Regions from separate parts of the Homo sapiens genome. Here all the other regions are linked to region 1. Evidence: chromatin loops called from intact Hi-C (ENCODE). Cell type or tissue: IMR-90. All regions are shown on one strand.

Region 1 (8,000 bases):
AAGCCACAGTGCCCAGCCTAGATTTTATTTTTAAGCTCTTGCCTTTAATGGCAATACATACTATGAATGCTTAGTACTCACTAACTTCTGAATTAATGATTAAATATAAAGAAGAGTTTTAGAGGAATCACAGATTTATGTTTTGTGATGGGCCTGGGGACAGAAGCGTGAATGTCAGTGCTGTCCCTTAGGACTTGGCGAGACTGTGAGCAAGTTGTTCAGCCTCTTTGAGCCTTGGTTTCCTTGTTTAGAAAATGAGAAAAAAAAATTGTCTTCCTCAACTTCAGGGGATTTGTGTAAGAATCAAATGAGATCATCTATATGAAAGTGTTTTATAACTGCATATTGTTATACAAGTAATTATGACTTAGAAACTTACTGATTTTGTGATCTTAAGATGATTGCATCATGTATGAGTGCTATATAATAAGGAGTCTAGTTGTTTGAACATGGGTAGGTGCACACACCACACACACACACACACACACACACACACACACACACACACACAAGATCCAGTGCTGACATTATTAGGATCTGAGCCTGGGACATGGCTGGTGAAAAAAAAATCTTTATAGAGAATATCGATGGTAAATGAACCAATAGCAAATTGGAGTCCTGTTTTCATCAATGAAAACTGAGTTTTTAAAAACAACTTAATTGCCTTCTAAAAATAGCTAATCTGAATTCCTCCTAACCATCATTGTATACTTGGGAGTTTCCAGAATATTTTTGAGTTTTGCTGCAGCACAGAAGCAATAGAAGTGGAAAATAAAAATGGAAATTAAAAATGAAAGAGAGAATTTGTTTAATTCAGGCTTTCTAAAATGTTAGTTTTTAAAACTAAAGCCAGAGTTAGTGGTGTATCTATATAATATATACATTATATATTATATATACATTATATATATAATATATAATGTATATATAATATAATATAATATAATGTATACAATATAATGTATATATTTTATATATAATATATAACATACAATATATACATTATATATTACATATAATTTATATATAATATATAACGTACAATATATACATTATATATTACATATACTTTATATATAATTTAGATATACATGTATATACTTTTAACTCACATAAACTTATTTGATTGCAAAACTCCACCCTCTTCCCCTAGTCTCCACTGGCTTTCATAAAGTGCAGTTTGAACTACTGCAATCAATTGGACTTGGAATCCTTTTCATATCCAAAAATCTCATTTTTAGGCCTCAAATTGGACATAATTGTACATCTGTGTTCAAGCGTTATGTAAACTCCCGTCTGCAGAGCAAAGTCTATTAGGGAACCTAGTGCACTTTCTTGAGAAAATGGAGAGACATCGCCACCTGCTGGACAAAGGTTATTAATTCATTAATTTAGTGTTCTGAAGTACGTAATTCTGCACATGGAAAACAGTTTTTCAAGAGCTGAATCTTAGGAATCTTACTTAAAAAAACTCTATTATCATTCTATGTCTATTAAATAACATGGAATATAACAGTCAGCAAAATTCAATATTCAGCATAAGTTAAGGGTAGTTGGCCCCAATAACGTCTCAACAGTGGGTTTCATTTAGTGAAAAGTCTTAGCTCCCTAATATTTCTGGTAAGAGTTCAGGCATAAAAACCTCATTAACTTGGATTATGTGTGTCTTCCAGCCCCTTAGCATGTCACTGTAGTAATATTTCCACTTAACTTATTCCTTGCAATTGTTTCTGGAACAGGCTATTGACTGGAATATAATTGTTCGTTCCTCTCTGCCCAAGTCAGTAATACAGAAATATTGTTTCTTAAAGGCATGAGATTTCCTTGTAATGTATCAGCTGTAACTGGTGAAACAGGTCAAGGATAATCATTTCCTTCATTTGTTCCTTCCAATTTTTTCCTCTTTCTTTCACCTAGAAGTTACAAAGAGAACCTCCAGTCCAGTTTCTCTCAGGGACAGCCCTGTCTCTCCTGTGATGGGCTTGGTGGGCAGGCTAATTACTGAACACTCACCATATAGTAAGGCTGGGCTAAGGACTCTACATGGATTGATCATGCAAGACTCACAAGAACCTATGAAGTACATAAGATTATTTATGCATCTTATCCAGATGGGGAAACTGAGGCTTAGAGGGGCTATACCTTGCCTCTGGTTATGCAGTTAAGTGGAGGAGGGGGTCTAGCATGCGGGCTATCTATCTCAGAGCCTGTGCTCTAATCATTATGACATACTAGGCCGGGCGCGGTGGATCACGCCAGTAATCCCAGCACTTTCGGAGGCCGAGGCAGGTGGCTCACCTGAGGTCAGGAGTTCAAGACCAGCCTGATGAACATGGTGAAATCCCGTCTCTACCAAAAATACAAAAATTAGCTGGGCATGGTAGTGGGAGCCTGTAATCCCAGCTGCTTGGGAAGCTGAGGCAGGAGAATGGCCTGAACCCAGGAGGCAGAGGTTGCAGTGAGCCGAGATCGTGCCATTGCATTCCAGCCTGGACAACAAAAGTGAAACTCTGTCTCAAAAAAAAAAAAAAAAAGATGGGGGGATAACTCAGTGGTAGAGCATTTGACTGCATTATGACATACTGTCTTCTCCACAGGTGTGTGTGTGTGTGTTATGAAGAGAGAGGGATGGAAATTGTGACCAGAGAGTTGGAGTTGGGACCCCTGTCTTGATCACTTGAGCATCAGCAGCTCCAGGGAAGAACACATTCTGAAGGAGGAACTCTCCAGCTAGGATTTCATCCTGTCCTAGAGGACACGAAGAGGTGGAGACCACCCCCACAACTAAACTTGAGGATTACTAAGGCAATGGGGACTGCCTAGGAATATTTTTGAGGGGGTAAAAGCACCCCATAATTGTGCTAAGTAACAAAAGACAGAACAAGCAGCCTTAAAACATTCTACATGATACACTGGTATTAGAATAATAAGATCTTAAAGACCATCCACTTGAAAACTGGATTTGCCCCTGGTCATATGGGCAGACCCATGGCAGACAAAGAACTAGAAGTTCCTCCTAACTCCCAACTCAATGTCCTTTCCTTAAAGAATAACTGTTCTTTATTATAAATAGGCCAAGCTTTTATTATTTAGTATAGAACTCAGGCTGATATTTTTATTGATGGATTAAAATTTGAATTATTTCTGTAGCATAGTATTTAAAAGTTTTCTTCTACATATTTGTTATCATTTTCTAGCAAATATCCTCAAAATTGAAAACTGCAACGTCAATGAAATCAGTGAGCACACTACCATCCTTCTAATGGGAGGTCTAATTTATCATTCATGCATAGTAAAAAAAAAAAGCATAATATTTAAATGTGTACTCTGTGATTGTTTATAAAACTATTTAAGTATAAATATTCCAAACAAAGCACTTAGCTTATAAATGAACTTAAATCCTCAAAGTTAGGATTTAAGTCACTCGTTTGGAATTTGTTACATATTTTTCCTTTGTAATAGTTGGTGACCATATTCTTAAGGCAGCCCACAAAAGTCTAGTAAATTCCCTACTGTGGCTCCAGTGTTTACATTTGTAATGGAAACGTGTTGAAAATGAATACTAATGTAGTGCTAGTCATGGAAAGTATTTAAAACACAAAGTAAAAGGATTGGACACATGAGTTTTCAAGTCGCTAGGAAGGGAGAAGGTAATGGGTTAATATTAGGTCATAGAGTTCTATGTCTGGATGCTAGGTGGCGCTATTGAACCAGAACAGCTCGGTTATTTGCCAAGTCAAGGGTTTATAGAGGGATGCTCATATGACTGTTCCTATTACACATATTCACATGTTCCTTGTCTTTCATGTGCTTATTTATTTTGGCCCTTACCACCACTGAGATTTTAGCTCCTAAAAATTATGACTAGAAAAATACTGATGGCTCACAGCATGTCTTTAAGAGTTAAGGAGAAAAAGTGTTCAGAAATACATTAATATTCACTGCTCAGAAATATGTGAGTCTTGCCCCTTACTTACACATTTTTGTGGATGACTATGGATCATTCTCTCAACTTCTCTGGGCTGGCTTCAGTTTCTCATTTTTACTTTTATTTTATTTTTGAAACAAGGTCTTGCTCTGTCACCTAGGCTAGAGTGCAATGGGTGCGATCATCATAGCTCACTGCAGCCTCGACCTCCCCAAGGCTCAGGTGATCCTCCCACTTCAGCCTGCCCAGTAGCTGGGACCACAGGCACATGCCATCAGGCCTGTTTTTTTTTTTTTTTTTTTTAGATGGAGTCTCACACTGTCACCTAGGCTGGAGTGCAGTGGTGCAATCTCTGCTCACTGCAACCTCTGCCTCCCAGGTTCAAGCAATTCTCCTGTCTCAGCCTCCAGAGTAGCTGGGATTACAGGCACCTGCCACCATGCCCAGTTGATTTTTTGTATTTTTAGTAGAGATGGGGTTTCACTATGTTGGCCAGGCTGGTCTTGAACTCCTGACCTCGTGATCCACCCACCTTGGCCTCCCAAAGTGCTGGGATTACAGGTGTGAGCCACCACGCCTGGACTTTTTTTTTTGTATTTTTAGTAGAGACGAGCTTTTGCTATGTTGCTCAGGCTAGTCTCAAACTCCTAGCCTCAAGTGATCTGTCTGCCTTGGCTTCCCAAAATGGTAGGATTACAGGTGCAAGTCACTATACCTGGCCTCAGTTTCTCATTTTTAAAAGGTGATAAGTAATAAACAAACATAATAAGGATTAATCAATAAAAAATAATTATGTATAAGATGACATATGTGATCATATGTAATAATTATGTATATGTTCAACCAGTGAGGTTGCTTCTACCGAGTAAACCTGCTGGGGCCTTGGTGCTCCCTAATTCAAACTCATGGTCAGGATTGAGCAGTGTTTTCTGAATGCCCACTCCACAGTACTTGTCCTAATATCAGCAGCTGCGCACCGGCTGGAAGAAATACCAAGCATATTCTCTTGGTTATCCATCTTGCTAAAACTCTAATTTTTATTTCATCTCAAGTACTTACTATCCTAAGCTTCTGAGATACTCTATTCTGTCTCCATAAAATGCAAATATTAACATAAAATGACTGTTTAAAAAAAGTTCTAAAGGCTAAGTTTCTCCAATATTTTTGGTAGGAGACAAATTTACTTGATGTCAGCATATATTTCTACAAGAAAGGAACAGAAGAAAAGACAGTTACGCTGTTATTGAGAAAGGTTATTAACCTGTCTAAATGGTGAGTTATTGGGACAGGTAGTATTGATTTGAAAGAATCAATGAATATCATTTCAATCTGAAATAAGTGACAACCCATATGACTAACAGACATTACGATTTTTACTAGCTCTCCAAAGAGTCATTGCTATTAGTGTTTTTTCTTCTGTAATGAGACTGGTATACATATTTTTAGTATTGCTAGAGAGGAGTTACCAGAAGTCAGCAAACTCCTATTTTTTTTTTTGTTTTTGTTTTTCAATAACAGGACAAACACCAAAGAAAAATGGCCAGTGGTGTTTTTGCATCTTAATTCAGCTCTTCAGATGGTTAGTTAATCTACAATGAGTTAAGGGTCACTAGATCCCTTAAATCAGTATCTTAGATTTTAGCTTTTCTTCTCTCTGTTCTCTAATCTACTCAGTTATCAAACTCTTCAATAAAGGGAAAGAGTAATGATTTTAGTATGCCCTAAGACATGAACTTAGACTAAAAATACAAAGATGAGATGGTGAAGTAACTAGAAACTTGCAGCTATTCTTTCTTTAACCTACTTGACACCAACTCAGTTGTGGTGATGAGAAAACAATATGGGTGCTAAGTCTTCCCTGAGGCTAAAATATATTGAGAAACTGGCCAGGAGTGTGTGTTGATCTCTTGTCCTCTGCCTCAGGGGACACGGAAACTTGTTGGGATAGAGGAACTGTGGACTAGCTTGGTCTTCAATGTTACCATAGAAACATATCACAAGAAGATGCCCAAGAGAACACAAAACACAGTAGAAGTTACTGAAGCAACAACTCAAAGGTTCATTTTATTGGGCATATAATGTGTGGCAGCTGAGAGAGTTATGCTAGGGTGATATTTAAAGTATTTGACAACCAGCTCCACTCAAGAACTGAACTCAGAACAGTCACTGAGTGTGACACTGGCCCGGGGTCCTGAAGATCCCTCTTGTGCCATGAATTAGTCCTTCCGTTACATCACTGTTGGAAAAGGCGGGGGTAACAAGGACGGGCAGCCAGGCTGGCAGGTGCACCCTGAAGGCCGTATAGAAGTGTTTCACTGTTTTAACCGCTAGTCCAGCTGGACCACGTGGACTGGCCAAGTGGCCTGGCTTATGGAAACCTTTCATCCCACTACACAGGAAAACCAGATGTCCTTTATTCTCTTTGAGATATTTACTATGCCAAACTCTGAGGGAAAAATAATCTTTAATTTATAGGTGGAAAGATCATGGCTGAAGGTAAAAGAGTTAATAGTAACTTGGTTTTCAGAAATCTTTTCTCCTTGAATTAACGAACTTTCAGATCACGGAATAAAGGCCCATAATTTCTGAGAAGACACATATTTAAATGGAGAAAATAGGAAGTCAATATGATATACCACGACAAGAGCCACTAAGTGGGTCCTCTGGGCTAAGCTTTTTATAGGTGGTTTATCTGTATTCAAAAGCATGAAGATAAAAATACCCTCATCTAGGTTCTCAGGTCCACAACCCCTGTGCTGGGTTTTGCATCCTGTGAATGGTGTGTGTTCCAGACCTCAGGATGGATGGTGATGTAACTGGAAGAGGACTCTCACGTTGGCTCCTCCTCCCAAATGCTGGGACAAGAGAGTGCTCATTAAAATAAACAATATTAATAAAATAAAAACACATACATTTATTTCGTACACTGGCTCTGAGGGTCAGAAATTCAGGGGTAGCTTAGTTGGGTGGTCCTGGCTTGGGATCTCTCATGAGACAGCCATTAACATGTTGGTTGGGGCTGCAGTTATCTGAAGGCTTGACTGGGGTCATAGTAGCTGCTCCCAAGATGGCTCACACACGTGGCTCTTGGTCTGAGGTCTCAGTTCCTCACTATGTGAACCTCTCTTCATCCATAGCAGCTGATCTCTCTCAGAGCAAATGACTGAGCAGACAGTAACAAAGTTGGAAGCCATAATATCTTTTATGGAGAGTGTTCATCTTATGTGTCACCAGGATTTAGTTTGCCCTTTATCTCAGACTGTGTATTAGACACACACACACCACACACCACACCACACCACACACACACACACACACACACACACACACACACACACACACACACACCATAGAACAAGATAAAGCCAAAAGGAGAAAATGATTAACATAAACCTTTCTTCTTCAAAGGAGTCTAATTTAGGATAAGACCTCTCCTTGCACAAAGAACGGAGTTTATGTTGTCTTCTAGAAATAAAAATCAGTCACATCAAACTCTTTACATTAAAATTCTATAAACTCTTTAAATGGCTTGTTGTTGAAAAGACAAAGGAAATCCTAGTTTCACAACCCCACTCAGGTAAATGGGATTTGAACTCTAATGAGAGCTGGGAGGCTAAGGCAGCCTCCACCAACTATCCACCTTCCTTCAGCAAGTCCCTGATGGTGGTAGGGCCACCTTGACCTTGTGCAACGGGATCCAGGGCTCTCTGGGCAAAGACCAGTTTCCCTGGGCCTTGGGACCTACCAGTGATGCAGGTGGGGTTCGGGAACCCTGTGGAATGTGAGGCAGCAGACTGCATTTGGGGAGCTTTCATCTGCTGCTTCCTTCTTTCTTTCTTTCTTTTTTTTGAGATGAAGTTTCGCTCTTGTCGCCTAGGCTGGAGTGCAGTGGCGCGATCTTGGCTCACTGCAACCTCCACCTCCCAGGTTCAAGCGATTCTCCTGCCTCAGCCTCCCGAGTAGCTGGAATTACAGGCTCCCACCAACACACCTGGCTAATTGTTGTATTTTTAGTAGAGACAGGGTTTCTCCGTGTTGGCCAGGCTGGTCTCGAACTCCTGACGTCAGGTGA
Region 2 (8,000 bases), 450 kb after region 1:
AGGGACGTGAATGGAATTGGAAGCCATTATCCTCAGCAAACTAATGCAGGAACAGAAAACCAAGTATTTCATGTTCTCACTTATAAGTGGGAGCTGAATGATGAGAACACATGGATACATGGTGAGGAACAAAACACAACTGGAGCTTGTCAGAGGGTGTGAGGTGGGAGGAGGAAGAGCATCAGGAAGAATTGCTAATGGATGCTGGGCTTAATACCTAGGTGATGGTATTTCTGGTAGTTAGGCATGAGTGGATCAGGAGAGGGCTCTTTTCCACCCACTGGGAATGTCGAGTGATGGTTTGGCAGTTATCACATTGCCTTTCTAAAAGCAATGAATTGGAAGCCAGTGCCAGGAAGGAGCCATTTCCTGATGGTCAACACCTGCCCAACTAAAGTGCTAATTGGATTCATATGCCAGGGAGAAACAACTTCCCAGCACATGCATTAAGACAAAATGGTGGAGTATGACCTTCCGAGGGCATACCGCCAGCAAAGGGAAGAAAGTCTCAGATGGTCATGCGTACAACTTCCTAACCACACTGTACGTGCTCTCCTCCCAACGGTAAGGAGGGCACTGTGCATGCTGGCAGCCCACCCTAAGGGAAGAATCATGGGAAAGGGGCCAGCCTGGAAAGTCCTAGGATCAAGGTTAAACAGAGCACTTGATCTGAGTGCCCACTTGGGTCTCTTCCAAGCATAGTTTTCTTTCTTTCTTTCCTGTTCTAAAGCCTTTTAAAATAAACTTCCGCTCTTGTTCTGAAACTCGCCTTGGTCTCTTTTTCTGCCTTATGCCTCTCTGTCTAATTCTTTCTTCTGAGGAGGCAAGAATTGAGGTTGCTGCAGACCCATACGGATTCACCTCTGGTAATTCGGATACCTTCCACCAGTAACAATGGGATGATCTGGGCAGCAAACCACCATGGCACACATTTACCTGTGTAACAAACCTGCACATCCTGCAAATGTACACCTGAACTTAAAATAATAGTTGGGGAAAAAAATTTTAAGTACGATCCTCCCCCCCCACCAAAAAAAAAAAAAGAAATCTGTGAGAATTCTTCAAATGTGACACGAAGACATGAAGTGAGAACATGCTGTTGGAAAAATGGTGCCAATAGACTTGCTGGATGCAGGGTTGCCCCAAGCCTTCAATTCGTGAAAAATGTAGTATGTGTGAAGTGCAACAAAGCAGAGAGCAATAAAATGAGGTATGCGTGTCCTTGATGATCTTATCAAGTTTGAGGAGTGAGCTCCCTGGCTTAGTCAGGGAACCACACGTGGAGGGTTACAAGCTATGTCAAAGGACTAGGGGATAAAAACCAAGCACAGTACAAATGGTTTTTAAGAGCCTGCATCATTCAGGAAGTTGCCAGAAGGAAGTGAGGACTTAAGGATAAATATTAATCGTGCTGGCATAAAAACAGACACACAGACCAGTGGAACAGAATAGGGAGGCCAGAAATCAATCCAACATATATGGTCTACTAATTTTCCACAAGGGCACCAAGAGGATATTTGCCTCTTCAATAAATGGTGCTAAGGAAACTGGATTTCTACATGCAAATAAATAAAATTGGGACTTTATCTTACACCATACATACAAATTAACTCAAAACATATAAAATACCTGCATGTAAGACCTGAAACCATAAACTTTTTAGAAAAAAATGTAGGAGACAAGCTCCTAGACATTGGTTTTGGAAATGATTTTTTTTTTTTTTTTTTGAGATGGAGTCTTGCACTGTTGCCCAGGCTGGAGTGCAGTGGTGGGATCTTGGCTCACTGCAAGCTCCACCTCCCGGGTTCACGCCATTCTTCTGCTTCAGCCTCCCGAGTAGCTGGGACTACAGGCGCCCGCCACCACGCCCAGCTAATTTTTTGTACTTTTTTAGTAGAGATGGGGTTTCACCGTGTTAGCCAGGATGGTCTTGATCTCCTGACCTCGTGATCCGCCCGCCTCGGCCTCCCATGATTTGTTAAATATTACACCAAAAGCTCAGGCTACTAAAGCAAAAATAAATAAATAAATGGGACTACATCAAACTAAAAGGCTCCTGCACAACAAAGGAAAAAACCAGCAAAATGAAAAGGCAACCTACAGACTGGGAAAAAATATTTGCCAACCACATATCTAATAAGGGGTTAATGCCCAAAATGTATAAGGAACTCTTACAACTCAATAGGAGAAAAACAAATAATCCAATTAAAAATGGGCAAAGGACTTGAACAGAATTTTCTCCAAAGAAGACATAAAAATGGCCAACATGTATATGAAAAAGTGCTCAACATCACAATCAGGGAAATGCAAATTAAAACCACTATGAGATAATGCCTCACACCTGTTAGGGTGGCTGTTATCAAATAGATGAGAGACAACAAATGTTGATGGGAGTGTGGAGAAAAGAAAACCGTCGTACATTGCTGGTGGGAATGAAGATTGGAACATTATAAAAAAAACAGCATGGAAGTTCCTAAAAACATTAAAAATAAAACTATGACATGATCCAGCAGTTCCTCTTCTGGGGATATACCAAAAAAGAGATGAAATCACCGCCTTGTAAAGATATCTACACTCCCATGTTAATTGCAGCATTATTCATCATAATTAAGAGATGGAAACAACTTAAGTGTCCACTGGAGGATAAATGGATAAAGAAAATGTGGCATATGTATATCAGTGGAAAGTAACCACTATACTATCTATACATGTCTCATAACATCATGTTGTAAACCTCAAATATACCAAATACAATTTATTTTTACTAAAAGGATAAGCAAATCATAGAGAAGTGGTTGAACTCCTCCCCCAAAAAGCACACATACAGGTGCTCCAAGGCAGACCAAAGCACACAGCCTGGGCTGAGAAGGGGACTAGGTCCCTAAGGGAAGACGTTGGGACAAGAGCCACTTACTCTAATCCTGTGGTGTCAAAGCAGGACCTGAATATGCCAGGCTGGCCAGTGGGGTCCACAGAAACTGAAGAGCACATGTCCAGTCCAGCCTCACAGCTGCCCTGCAAAAATTTGGGGTGGCTCTTGCCAGATTTACCTATTTTTCAATAGAAATGGAAACACCGGACTCTTCATTCTAAAATGTTGATACTTAATGTTTACAAAACGTTAACACTACAAGTGAAACAAAACATGTGCATGGGCCAAATTGACCCCAGGTAGACAATCTATGACTCAGGATTAGGTCCACATGGCACAGTCACCTACAGAGAATTGTCTGTGTCAAATCGGAGTCCGGCAGCCACCACTCAGGACGCTTTTCTATGCATGTACAGATATTCTTTACTTGTGAGTTGGGAGGGCTGATGCCCTGGATCTCAACAAACATTAACCAAAACAGATGAAGGTGACATGGTGATGGATTACTGCTGGGACTGTCTTCATCATGAGGTGACGTCCTCATTCTTCCCTAAGGCAGGCAGAGCTCAAACAAAGTCGCTGCCTCATTTCCACAGAACTCCTTGCTGCTTGGAGGGCCGCTGCCTCCTTCACACTGTCCCCAGGAGCAGCGCTGTGGAGCTGCCCCGTGTCACTTGAAGGGCGTCAGCACCACTGTGTGGTCAGGCTTCATAGCTCCGCACAGGCTGCTGGAATAAACCAGAACCCAGAAAATGTGATTTTCTTAAGTTGCATTGATGACAACTGAATTGAATTGAATTAAAAATACAATTAGCTTGATATGTATACAAATTCAGTGGGAAATGCTTTTGTAGATTCAAAGAATCTTTTGGGGAAGTAGGTAACCCATGCCCAGCCTGAATTTCTAAATTCTTGTATACATTCAGAATGATGAGTACCAGGTTTTCTGAATCACAAAGCTGAACGTGTGAGCAAGAGGTCCAAGGGCACACATTTAGACTTTGCTTCAGGAGTGGGAATTCCCCTCACCAATAACCACATGAATCTCAGGGCAGAGTTGGGGGAAGAAAGTTAAGAACCATATACACATAAAAAGAATGAGCTTATTAAGGAAAAAAATAACTTTACTTTAAAAATTATTATTTTAAATTATTAATTATTTAAAATCATTTGATTAAAATTATTAAATATTACATATGTTTAAAATATAAATTATGATCTATCTTAATTTCTGTTTAAATTAATTAAAATATTAAATGATTATATGTATCAATCTTCATAATTATTAAAATATTGTTTGTTTAAAATGAATAACAACAGAAAACAAACTTCATAAATATCAAAAACAACAGATTTCTTCTATAACAATATAGATCATTGTATAGATGTGTTCAAGAAGAGAGGGAACAAAAGAACTGGGGGTGAAATGGGAAAGAAAGACAAGGAGTTTTGGGGGACAAATATAAAACTGTCTATGGTTAAAGACTCCACTCCTCCAAGCTGTTGAAGCTGCCAACCAGATGGAATTCTTAGCGAGCCATTAAGCCTCTTTTAGTCCCAGCTTCCTTTCCTGCAAAAACGGGAATTACATAGCTGACCCTATCTGTCTACCAAATATGCTGTCAAAAGGCTTAATAGGATTTTTGTGAAAGCATTGGAAAATTATAAAGTATATAAGACATTATGGCATTTACAATAATATAGCTTTAGTAATATACATGGAAAAAAACATAGAAGAGGACAAAAGTAGATTGAGGGGGCCAAAGAGTGGCATGGGTGGCTCTTCTGGTTCTGCCTGCTGTGATGTGGCCATCAGAACAAATTTTCTCCAGCTATCTCTTGCCTGTAAAATTCAAGTTGTCTCAGTAGTCTTTTGAATGGTCCTGATCAGCTTTATTTCAGACTTTATACTTTACATTTTACTTTTATTTTTCTGAATCTCACCCTGTTGCCCAGGGTCTCACTCTGTTGCCCAGGCTGGAGTACAGTGGTGCGATCACAGCTCACTGCAGCCTCCACTTGCTGGGCTTAAGTAATCCTCCCACCTCAGCCTGCCGAGTAGCTGGGACTACAGGCACACGCCACCATGCTTGGCTAATTTATTAATTTTTTTGTAGAGATGAGGTCTCACTATGTTTTCCAGGCTGTTTTCAAAATGAAGCTCAAATTATGCACCCGCCTCAGCCCTCCAAAGTGCTGGGATTACAGGTGTGCGCCACTGTACCTGGTCCAAAGTTGACATTTTAAATAATGCCTGTCCTGACATGGAGTGTTGAAAAGTGTTACGTGTATGAAGAAATTTAGACATTTACATTGATGTGAACTTTGAATTTCTGTGACATTGAAGATTCCTTATCCATTACTTTTTATCAGAGATTGTTTTCCTCCCACTGTAAGTGCCTAAGAGTTAGATTCAGGATCAGCCTTTGCTTAGTTACTCTATATTATTGCTTGTATAGCTTAAATGTATGTATGGCAGTTCTAAGGAAGAACAGTGTGTAGGTAAAAGCAGCCTGAAACCATGAAATTCAGGATAGACACAGCCTCCTTGACCCACAGTTACTCTGGTACAATGACACTGTCAAACACTACTTTCATCTTATCACTTCTTATGGTTCTCCAGTGACTTAAAGGAATCCAAACTCTTTGTGGCAAACCAACCTCTTAACTGTCTTGCTCCAACCCACTTTTCCATCTAGTTCTGCAATCAGCCTAGGATAATACAGCATAACACTATATAGCAGCCCAGAAAGCAAATGGTTTAGACTGTATGTGGAGAATGGGCACTACAGGGGGGTCTTTAGAGAAATATAAACAATAATAAAATGATAGACCATCTGATATTCTTCAGCATTTACAAAAATCCATTGATAGCTAAATAATCCAAAGCAGAAAAAAAATTAAGTCTCAGTATATAGAAAGGAAAACCATGATAATTTCAGGAAAACAAAACATTTTGCAAGAATGAAAACATGATAATAGTGTATTACTTAGGTTTTGCAATCAATGTTATTTACAGGAACCTACTAACGTCAATTACCTGTACCTTTATTGCTTTGGCTAAAAGTGGGATATAACTACCATGGGATTGGAAAGAAAGGAAGAAGGGTAGGGAATAGAGAAGTACTAAATTTCCATCTAGCATAACAGAAAATCAATAGATAATGTTCCAGTTAACAAAAATAGTTCTGTAAGTATACTATTTAGAAATCTAGAAATAAATGTCATCTCGTTCATTATACCGATTATAAAGGTCTATTTTCATATTCTAGATACTCAATTTGAAAATGTCTTGCTTTTCCAGGAAGCTTTACACAGCCAATTGCCAATTTCTCAAGGCACCCTATACACCTAGGTTAAGGTTCTTTGTTTCAGAAAATGGATCTGAGTGCCTATTTTGAGTCTTTTCTTGATAATTTTGAATTCTTTGGACCAACTTCTTATAAAATATAAACGGTTTTTTTTCTACCATATCATTATAGAGTTGACAAATCACTCTGGGACCACTTGTCCATGGTGTCACTTTCTGGTTGGTTGTTCATTGGGCTTGCATGATGAGTGTTGACTTGTCTATTCCATGAGGATCCTTTCAGTGAAATTCGGCAATATGATCTTGAAAACCACTTCCGTGGTCACATAGAAACAACAATGCCTTGGAAACTCACCAGAGAACAAATGAATGAGGGACACTGTCACCCCCTGCCCTGCGATGTTGTGGAACTCTTTCCTTGGGGTTGGCAGTGACATGAGGCAACTGACCTAATGATAGTGTCAGTGGTGGCCCCTACATATAACATTAGTCACAATTTGTTTATTTTTAATATAAAGATTAAATATGCACAGACGTTCTCTATTTTTACCCTTCATTCTAGTGAACTGCCTTTCATACCCCACTCTGGATTGCAAGGTGTGTCTTTAAAGGGCCAATCTCCATGCTCTGCTTCTCAGCATTTTGCAAAATGTCCCTGAGTCAGAAGGGAGGGAGCATGGGCCACTGAGGTCTCTGAAGGAAAAATGGAGCTTTGGCCAGGGTGGAGCAAGGGAGTCATTTCCTTGAGTTCTTTTGCTTTACCTTAAAATTTTATGCAGTTTGTTTTCTATTTAAGAATGTTATACCTATGCATGCATTAAGCAAACACATTTGCATCAAACTCAAAGTGATAATTCAGGCAGAAGCCTGCTTGTTGTTCTAGTATCTCGTTTTTGAAGCATATCTGTAGGATAAAGGAATAAGGGTGATTTGAAATTATCACTAAGGAAAGCCAGCTATTGACCAAATTCATTCAAATGTCCTCCAGGAAATATTTTTTATTTGAATCACAATGGCAGTTTCTTACATTTTCTTTGCCCTCAGCCTATTCTCCCATTTTTCTGGCACCTTCATCAGGAGCTTCCTGTGGTAGTCAGCCTCCCATGGCCCCCAAAGATCCTCAATCCTGGATGTCTGTGCCTTGCTCAGACCCCTCCCATACTGAGCCAGGGCTGCCCTGGGTGGTGCATTCAATACGGGGAAGGTGATGATGCATAACTGCAGAGGTGAGGCCATGAGGGGCACTGCAGTACCTGCCTGCTTCTTCCAACAACTTGCTTACTCTGTGGAAGTGAAGCAGAATATTCAATGGCTAAGGGAGTACAAAGGTTCATATGTCCGCATTTGTCAATCTATTTGGGAGATGCAAAGACATCCACCAGAGAAGTTTTAATTTCCACTTCGCACTGAGTTAATACCATTAGATTGGATGAACATTGAACACATGAATGCACCCTAATTTTATGTGTATTTATTCATTTCTTGGCGAGTCTAGGGACATAGGATATCACTGTATTGCCCTCAGGCACCATTCGGCCCTGCTAAGTGCTTGTGATCATAATGTAGGAAGCCCAGCCAATGGTGCGCTTCTATTTGCATCTTTGTGAAGGATCAACTTCCGCCCCTAATGCCATTAAAACCAAGCACACAAATAAACCCTTGATCACAGAATCACAAAATGTAAATCAAGATTTTCAGAAACAATGCATCCATATATAATTAGAGCCCTGTCAAGAAAAAATGGCATTTTTATTTGGTAATACATCAAGGGCTTTTGGTACCGTTAATAAAGTAAAACAATTTATTTTCATTATTGTT
Region 3 (8,000 bases), 470 kb after region 1:
TTCTCAGCATTCTCTTACCTCTATTACAGGACCTTTAGACTAATGACATATTTAATTAAACAGGAGCATGTATGAGAGATAGCAACATGTCCTCCAACAGAATTTCAGCCAATCTGTGTCACTTTCAAATGTGGTTTTACATTGATTTGTTAGGACTTGATGGTTTAGGAAAAGGCAAAGGAAGAAATGATATGCTTTGCAGGTTTAAACTGCTAGATGGGTCCCCTTCCTCCGGGATCTTCTGTGATTCTGAGATCCGATGCCTTAACTAAGGGCATTCTGGGCTGTCAGGAAGGGGTGGTGTTGACTGGAGTTACTTGAGTCTTGCTGAAGGAGGCTTGACTTCAGATGATAAAATTCAGACAGACAGAGAAAGAAGAATGTGGGGAGGACTCTAGGATAGGAAGAAAATTCAAGCACGGATGAAATAGGAGTCACCATGCGATATTCAGGAGACATTGAGGGGACATTGAGATATTCAGGATGAATCGTTATTTACTGAAGGAGCCTGTGGTAAATAAGAGGTTTTTCTCTATGTGGAGGCACTAGAGCCAGGGGAATCCACGTTCAGCTAGATCATTGAGTTCTGAATCTTCCCTCTCCAAAACCCCTGTTAGCTCCACACATTCCAAAGCTCTGAAATGAAACAGCTACAGAATCTTTCTCTCCCTTTCCCTGCCTTGACTACTGCCAATCAGGGCAGGCATTCTTGCAAATACTTTATAATTGAAGGAGGAAAACAATGCCCTGGCTCCAAAGTGGCATTGAGGACACAAGCTGTGACTAGTTTCTGATTTTCCTCCCTGTTGGGTGGGCTTGAGTCATTGATGTGGTCCATGTGGCTGCTGCCCTACCCTCATCTTTACTGTTGCCTGGGAGGTGGCAGGAGAATCTTCTATGAGTGAGGAAAATATCACCCTCCGCCTGTGCCTTATTGGATACAGTTGGGTCCTGTGGCCACTAATGGCTGCAAGGGAAGCTGGCAAAGGGGGCTTGGGAGGGAGGGGCCGACACAGCTGCCACTGGTTTGAGCCAATTACGATTCATGTCCTGGGACTGGAAATAATGAGGCCAAACAAAGCAGAGATTCTGCCATCAGACAGCAGAGGGGTGGCTTTCGCAGAAAGGTCAGTGGGGCAGGCAGGTCTTTTCCCGGCACCTGCTATGTGCACAAATAATGACAATGAGGCTGAGCAGTGAAAGGACCTGCCTGGGGTCACAGAGCAAGCACAACTCCAGAGCACACCACCTCCAGGCTGGGCGCTGTCTTTTCTCCTGTGATCCCAGCACAGTGGACCAAGTGCTGGTGGCTCAATGTAAATTTCAAGGCCCCAGGAACTCCTTCACTGAAGATACTCATAGTTTTTAACCCTTACTATGCATCAGAATAACTTGTGGAACTTGCAAAAACTCATGAATGTCCAGACTTCATTCCCTGAAGTTCAGATTCAATTGGTCTGCAGTAGGCCCCGGGCAGCCTCCTTTGCAAAGCTTCCCAGGTATAATGGTGTTCTACTCTCCCCAGTTATTCAATGAAACACAAACTTAGGTGTTTCTATGAAGGTATTTTGTAGATGAAATTAAAACCCCAAATCAGTTGACTTTAAGTAAGGGAGAGTATCCTAGACCAGCAGTCCCCAACCGTTTTGGCACTGGTCACCAGTTCCATGCAAGAAAATTTTTCCGTAGATGGGGTGGGGTGCGAGGGGATGGTTTCAGGATGATTCAAGCATGTTTCATTTATTGTGCATCTTTCTTTCTATTATTATTACATACTCACCATAATGTAGAATCAGTGGGAGCCCTGAGCTTGTCTTCCTGCAACTAGATGGTCCCTTCTGGGGGTGATGGGAGGCAAGGACAGATCATCAGGCATTAGATTCTCATAAGGAGCCTGAAGCCTAGATCCCTTGCATGTGTAGTTCACAGTAGGGTTTGCGATCCTGTGAGAATCCAATGCCACTGATCTCACAGGCAATCAGATCCTAACAGGCCATGGACTGGTACCAGTCTGTGGCCCAGGGGCTGGGGACCCCTGTCCTAGACAATCCAGATGGGCCTGATTCAATGCATCAGAAGGCCTTAGAAGCAAAGCTGAGGCGTCCTTGATGAAGAAGAAATGTCATGGTGGACAGCAGCATCAGCTGGTGTCTGTGAGTTCCAGCCTGTCCTTCCTGATGATCAGCCTGCCCTATGGATTTCAGACTTGCCTCGTCACACCTCGCAATTAAGCCAATTCCGTGCAAAAAATCTCGAATTATACATCTCTCACGGGTTCTGCTGAGAACCAGGGAGTTATTCAGTAGTTGTTAAGCCAAAGGGCATCAGAATAAAATAACACAAGGTCAAATCTCATCTCTTCTCCCTGCGACCTTCGTGGCTGCAGTTCCTTCAGCTATAAAGTGGGGATCTCGGTGTTCGGTGCACAGGCATCCTGTGAAGGGTAACTGCTCTCAGGAGTGTGTACGTTCACTACACATCAGGACTGAGTGATGGCAGCTGCTCTTATACTGCTAGGCTATTCTGGGCCATGAGCAAATAAATGTTCAGACAAAAAATGCGGCTGGTGTTCCCTCACCATTGCTTGACATCTAAAGTTTAGGGCCTTGGAGTGACCTAATCCGGCTTCCCCCAGCTTGCTCCCGCAGTAGGCAAGAGGGCGCCTGCGCACACACAGACACGTGGACGCTGCACCCCAGCAGGTGCAGGACACCGAGGCGGCCGCCCAGCTCCGGTCATGAAAGCAGCCAGGAGTTCCATCGGTCACCCATCATCGCTCTCCTGGGAGTTTTAATAGGTGTTTTGGTTACAGGACTCCAGGTCTCGCTGCTCACTTGGTGAGTCGTGGCGGTCCTGCCGGCCCTGCTGCCGCCGCACTCGGTTTCGGGGCTGCGGCTCGGCTCCGCACCGCGCGGCGTGGACGCGCTCCTCCCGGGGGCTCCCGCGCCTCCCACCAGCGCCTCCCGGCGAGCTGGCTCGGCCTCCAGCCTGGCGAAGCAGTGCCCTCTGGCGGCCACGCACTGCAGCAGCGGCTCGCTCGGCAAGACGGAGGCCGAAACCTGAAACCGGCTCTGGGCCCTGATTTCTTTCTAAGCCACTGTTTTTTGACTTGGAAATCCATAAGAAATCCAAAATTGTAGGTTTTTCTCTTTTTTTATGAAACAATTTTTGTATTTTCCACAGACAATAAATTAGATGTTTCTGTTCCTGGTAGTGCCCAATGTGAGGATGGATACATTTAGCACCTGCACATGTGAAGGTGACCCGACATTAAAAGTAGGGAAACTCCGTGTGGATTTCGGTGATGAGCTACACGTTCACAAAACCACCCTTGATAGTCATTTCCACAACTTCCAGTCCTGAGAACTGGTCACTCCAGCAGGTTTAAGGTAATAATCTGTGGGTCAAAGTTAAGTCAAAGTTAAGCCTTGGATACGCAGAGAGGAGCCGCCTCTTTGTCTATTTACCTTGTCACTAGCCATCCGCGTATGGACCTCAGCCCCTCGTGTCACCCCTCTGGGTCTCCGTCTCCTAACCTAGGAAAGAAGAGGGTTAAAATAGAGCCTCTTCAGCGTTTGCATTTAGGATCCAAGGGCTAGTCATTCTGGAATAGTCATTCATTCAGCAAATACCACGTGTCAAGTGGAGAGGGTTCAGGTTCACCAGGGAGCAAACCTGTGCGTTCCCGGATGTTAAATTGTAGCAAGGGAGAAAGGTACTAAGCAATAAACCTAAAGATGACACAGTGTGTTAGAAGGTGAGAATGAACGCCAGGTGGAAACTGGCACAGGTGTGGGACTCGAGAGTGGTAGCCCAGGGAAAGGCTGAGGGAGAGGCAGTTTCAGATGACGGAATCAGGCCAGGACTCTGAAAAGTGTCCTTTGAGCAAAGACCTGTAGAAGGGCATGAGAAAACCACAGGGTCTTTCTGAAGAAGAGACTTCCAGGCAGAAGGAAGCCTGCAGAGGCCCGAGGTGAGAGCGGTCCGTTAAACTTGCGGACCAAGGAGAAAGCCTGTGTGGCTGAATCAGAGTGGCTGAAGAGTAGCGATGGCTGGGGAGGCTAGGAGGTCACAAGAGATGGTTACACAGAACCTGCTGGGCCACCGCAAAGGATTTGCCTTTGACTCTGAAAGAAACGGGGCCATTGGAGGTTTTGAGCAGAGGAGCGGCACGATCTGCCTGATGTTTTCACAGGTCTGTCTTAGCCTGCTCGGGCTGCCATACATAACAAAATGCCATAGACTGGGTAACTTACACAGCAAACATTTCCTCACAGCTCTGGAGGCTAGAAAGTCCAAGAAAGTCCGGTGAGGAGGCTGGGCGCTGTGACTCACGCCTGTAACCCCAGCACTTTGGGAGGCTGAGGCAGGTGGATCACTAGGTCAGGAGTTCGAGACCAGCCTGGCCAATATAGTGAAACCCCATCTCTACTAAAAATACAAAAATTAGCTGGGTGTGGTGGCACGTGCCTGTACTCCCAGCTACTCGGGAGGCTGAGGCAGGAAAATCACTTGAACCCAGGAGGTGGAAGTTGCAGTGTGCCGAGATCACGCCATTGCACTCTAGCCTGGTGACAGAGCGAGACTCCATCTCAGAAAAAAAAAATCAAAAAGGCCTCCATCTCAAAAACAACAACATAAAAAAAAAGAAAAAGTCTGGTGAGGGTCCTCTTTCTGGCTTGCACACGGCTGGCCACCTGCCCACTGTGTCTTCACATGGTAGAGAGAGAAAGTAATGCCTGGTGTCTTCTTCCTCTTCCCATAAGGGCACTAATCCCATCATGCAGCTCCGCCTGTGTGACCTCATCCAAATCTAATAATCTCCCACAGGCCCCACCTCCAAATACCATCACACTGGAGGCTGGGGCTTCAACATACGAACTTGGGGGAGATTCAAGTGTTCAGCCCTTAACAAGGTCACCCAGGCTACTGTATGAGCTACTGTAGATCACAAGGGTGGGCGGAGATGGGGGCAGGAAAAGCAGGAAACCACAGTGAGCATCGAGGCGAGGGTGGTGGCTGTGGCTTGGGCTGGTTTGGTAGTAGTGGAGACGGTGAGGAATGGTCAGATTCTGGAGAGACTTTGAAAGCAGAGACCACAGGATTTCCCAACAGGTTGAATGCAGAATGTGAAAGGAAAAAGAAGTAAAGGATGATTAAGTCTGAACGAAGTAACTGGAAGCTGTTATTGAGAGGGGAAATTGACATGGGTGGGGCAGAGATCTGCAGGGGGGCCAGATATTTCATTTGGGACATGTTGATAAACTTTAAGACATCTGTTTGTGAAGAGAGAGAAGTGAATGTGCAAAGTTCAGGAGATTCAGGGGACAGTTGTTGCTAGAGATAATTTTCATCCTATAAAGAACGTGGGTTCTAGAGTCAGGCGGATTTGTGCTCAAATCTCAGTCCTGTTACTTACTGTCTATGTCAGCCTGAAACAATGTCTTAACTTCTCTGAACCTTGTTATTCAATATTTATATTTTCAGCTCCTCATGTGTCAGGCACTGTACCAGGTACTGGGATTGAAAAAATAAGCAAAGTCCCTGTGCTCATGGACTCTACACTGGTCAAACAGGGATGAGAATGAATGTCCACTTAGTGTTCATTGAATGAATAAAGCGTATAAACTGCCTCAGGCACTCAGTATAGTGATTTGCCCAGTAAATAGCTGCTCTCACCACGCTTTCCTTGCTTTCTACCCATTGGAGGACAATTTGTGTTGCATACTCGGACTGACAAGTAAAGATCTAGAGGACATTTTGGGTGCCACGGAAACTATAGAACTGATTCCCCAAGACTAGAAGGTGGTCCAAAATACCAGAAATTATAGAATAATATGTTGCCTGCACAGCAGAATACAGCCTCTGATTTTCCTTCTTTGGAATTATTCTAGAGACCAGATACTAAACCCAGCTCAGGGACATTGTAACAATGACCAAAATTGAGCTGGTGCTTGAGGATGCATGGGTAGTCTAACAAGCAAATAGCTGGGGCAGCATCTTACCATGAGGGTTGTTCTCATTGTAATCAGCATCCTCTTAGATAGAAGCGCTACATTTCTTCTTAAGTGACGAATTTCTGGGATTGCTTCTTTTACTCTAAGCTAACTCTTGGAGATGAAAAGTCAACCACAGAGAGATCACCAAGGGTGAGAAGAGGCCCTGGGATGGAAGTCTGAGGCCCCTGAACATTCAAAGGGTGGGCAGAGAAAGAGGCTGCCAAGGGTGCTGAGAGGCAGTGGCTGTTGAGATGGGAGAGGGCAGAGGGGAGCGGGGAAGATCAAGAATGGGAAGTGGGGGCAAAGGGCAGCCCCACGCAATGCTGCAGAGAAGACAAGGAAGTGGAAGCCGGGGAGGTCGCACTGGATTTAGCAATGTTACTTCCGTCCGTGGCCTTAGTTGCATCCAGGGAGCAGTGGGCTGACGGATATATGAAGGATAAGGAAGAAGAGACAATGGACAGAAACATAATTCAAGATATTTGGCTGTGAAAAGCAAGAGACTGGATTATCTAGACAAGGAAAATGTGAGTTTGAGAGAGAGTTTTTCAAAGGAAAGAATGGTGAACACTGTTCTAGCCTGGCGTGCGTTGTGCTCGCTTGGAGGAGGATGGGGACTCATGACAGGAAAGTGGTGGCAGGAACAACTTGAGATGTGGGAGTGCAGTCTTCCCCAAGGGAGAGTGCAAATATCAAAATAGAGGACTACGGGCTGGCCTGAAGAGCACAGCACCGCCTGCCACAAGCACGTGCCCAGGGGAAAGTACAGAGAAGTGAGGGAGTGAATGAGGGGCTGGGAGTCCTGGGACAGCATCCTGAGCTCAAGTAGGGTTAGATGAATGGAGAAACACTTCCCTGGTCATGGCAGGAGCCATGAGGAAAGATGAGAAGAGGATGCTGGGGAGTTTGCAAGTGAGGCCCAATGGATGATTTCCATTGTTCTATGAAGTGGGAAGAGACTCAGTCAGGCTGAGGGCCAGGTGGATCAGGAGTCTGGAGACACAGAGGATATTCCTTAATTATTTTCTTGTTATTTCCAAGACTTTTTAATTTATTTATTTATTTATTTATTTATTTTCTTTTATTATTATTATACTTTAAGTTTTAGGGTACATGTGCACAATGTGCAGGTTAGTTACATATGTATACATGTGCCATGCTGGTGTGCTGCACCCACTAACTCGTCATCTAGCATTAGGTATATCTCCTAATGCTATCCCTCCCCCCTCCCCCCACCCCACAACAGTCCCCAGAGTGTGATGTTCTCCTTCCTGTGTCCATGTGTTCTCATCGTTCAATTCCCACCTATGAGTGAGAATGTGCAGTGTTTGGTTTTTTGTTCTTGCAATAGTTTACTGAGAATGATGATTTCCAATTTCATCCATGTCCCTACAAAGGGCATGAACTCATCATTTTTTATGGCTGCATAGTATTCCATGGTGTATATGTGCCACATTTTCTTAATCCAGTCTATCATTGTTGGACATTTGGGTTGGCTCCAAGTCTTTGCTATTGTGAATAGTGCCGCAATAAACATGTGTGTGCATGTGTCTTTATAGTAGCATGATTTATAGTCCTTTGGGTATATACCCAGTAATGGGATGGCTGGGTCAAATGGTATTTCTATTCTAGATCCCTGAGGAATCGCCACACTGACTTCCACAATGGTTGAACCAGTTTACAGTCCCACCAACAGTGTAAAAGTGTTCCTATTTCTCCACATCCTCTCCAGCACCTGTTGTTTCCTGACTTTTTAATGATTGCCATTCTAACTGGTGTGAGATGATATCTCATTGTGGTTTTGATGTGCATTTCTCTGACAGCCAGTGATGGCGAGCATTTTTTCATGTTTTTTGGCTGCATAAATGTCTTCTTTTGAGAAGTGTCTGTTCATGTCCTTCGCCCACTTTTTGATGGGGTTGTTTTTTTTTTCTTGTAAATTTGTTTGAGTTCATTGTAGATTCTGGATATTAGCCCTTTGTCAGATGAGTAGGTTGCGAA

Evidence for each region. Hi-C counts contacts between places; a loop is a spot of excess contacts. Peaks named below come from ENCODE experiments on the same cell type or tissue, not always from the same donor. Only the 100,000 strongest peaks of a DNase experiment are listed, where the experiment ranks them.
Region 2: it touches region 1 in a loop (8-fold over the local background); 23 of 110 quality-filtered maps call a loop at or near these places.
Region 3: a loop joins it to region 1, with 4 times the contacts of the local background. A loop is called at or near these places in 12 of 110 quality-filtered maps.

The regions. Positions count from the first base shown.
Region 1 is chr6:149,022,378-149,030,377 of GRCh38, reverse strand. All of the region lies in intron 7 of UST (uronyl 2-sulfotransferase), which reads right to left. It overlaps UST-AS2 (UST antisense RNA 2), which reads left to right. Exons shown (of 2, transcript NR_134599.1): 2 at 2,598-3,149. Among named protein-coding and RNA genes, the nearest start is that of UST-AS2, 6.3 kb to the left of the region's middle. In IMR-90, CTCF peaks have their summits at 1,339 (motif pointing left) and 3,697; DNase peaks (open chromatin) are centred at 1,337 and 3,667; H3K27ac peaks cover 148 bases.
Region 2 is chr6:148,573,909-148,581,908 of GRCh38, reverse strand. No RefSeq gene overlaps it. Among named protein-coding and RNA genes, the nearest start is that of UST, 170 kb to the left of the region's middle. In IMR-90, a CTCF peak has its summit at 3,556; DNase peaks (open chromatin) are centred at 3,558 and 3,858.
Region 3 is chr6:148,554,949-148,562,948 of GRCh38, reverse strand. No RefSeq gene overlaps it. Among named protein-coding and RNA genes, the nearest start is that of UST, 190 kb to the left of the region's middle. RefSeq lists a silencer at 2,923-3,102. In IMR-90, a CTCF peak has its summit at 3,006 (motif pointing left); a DNase peak (open chromatin) is centred at 3,008; H3K4me3 peaks cover 300 bases.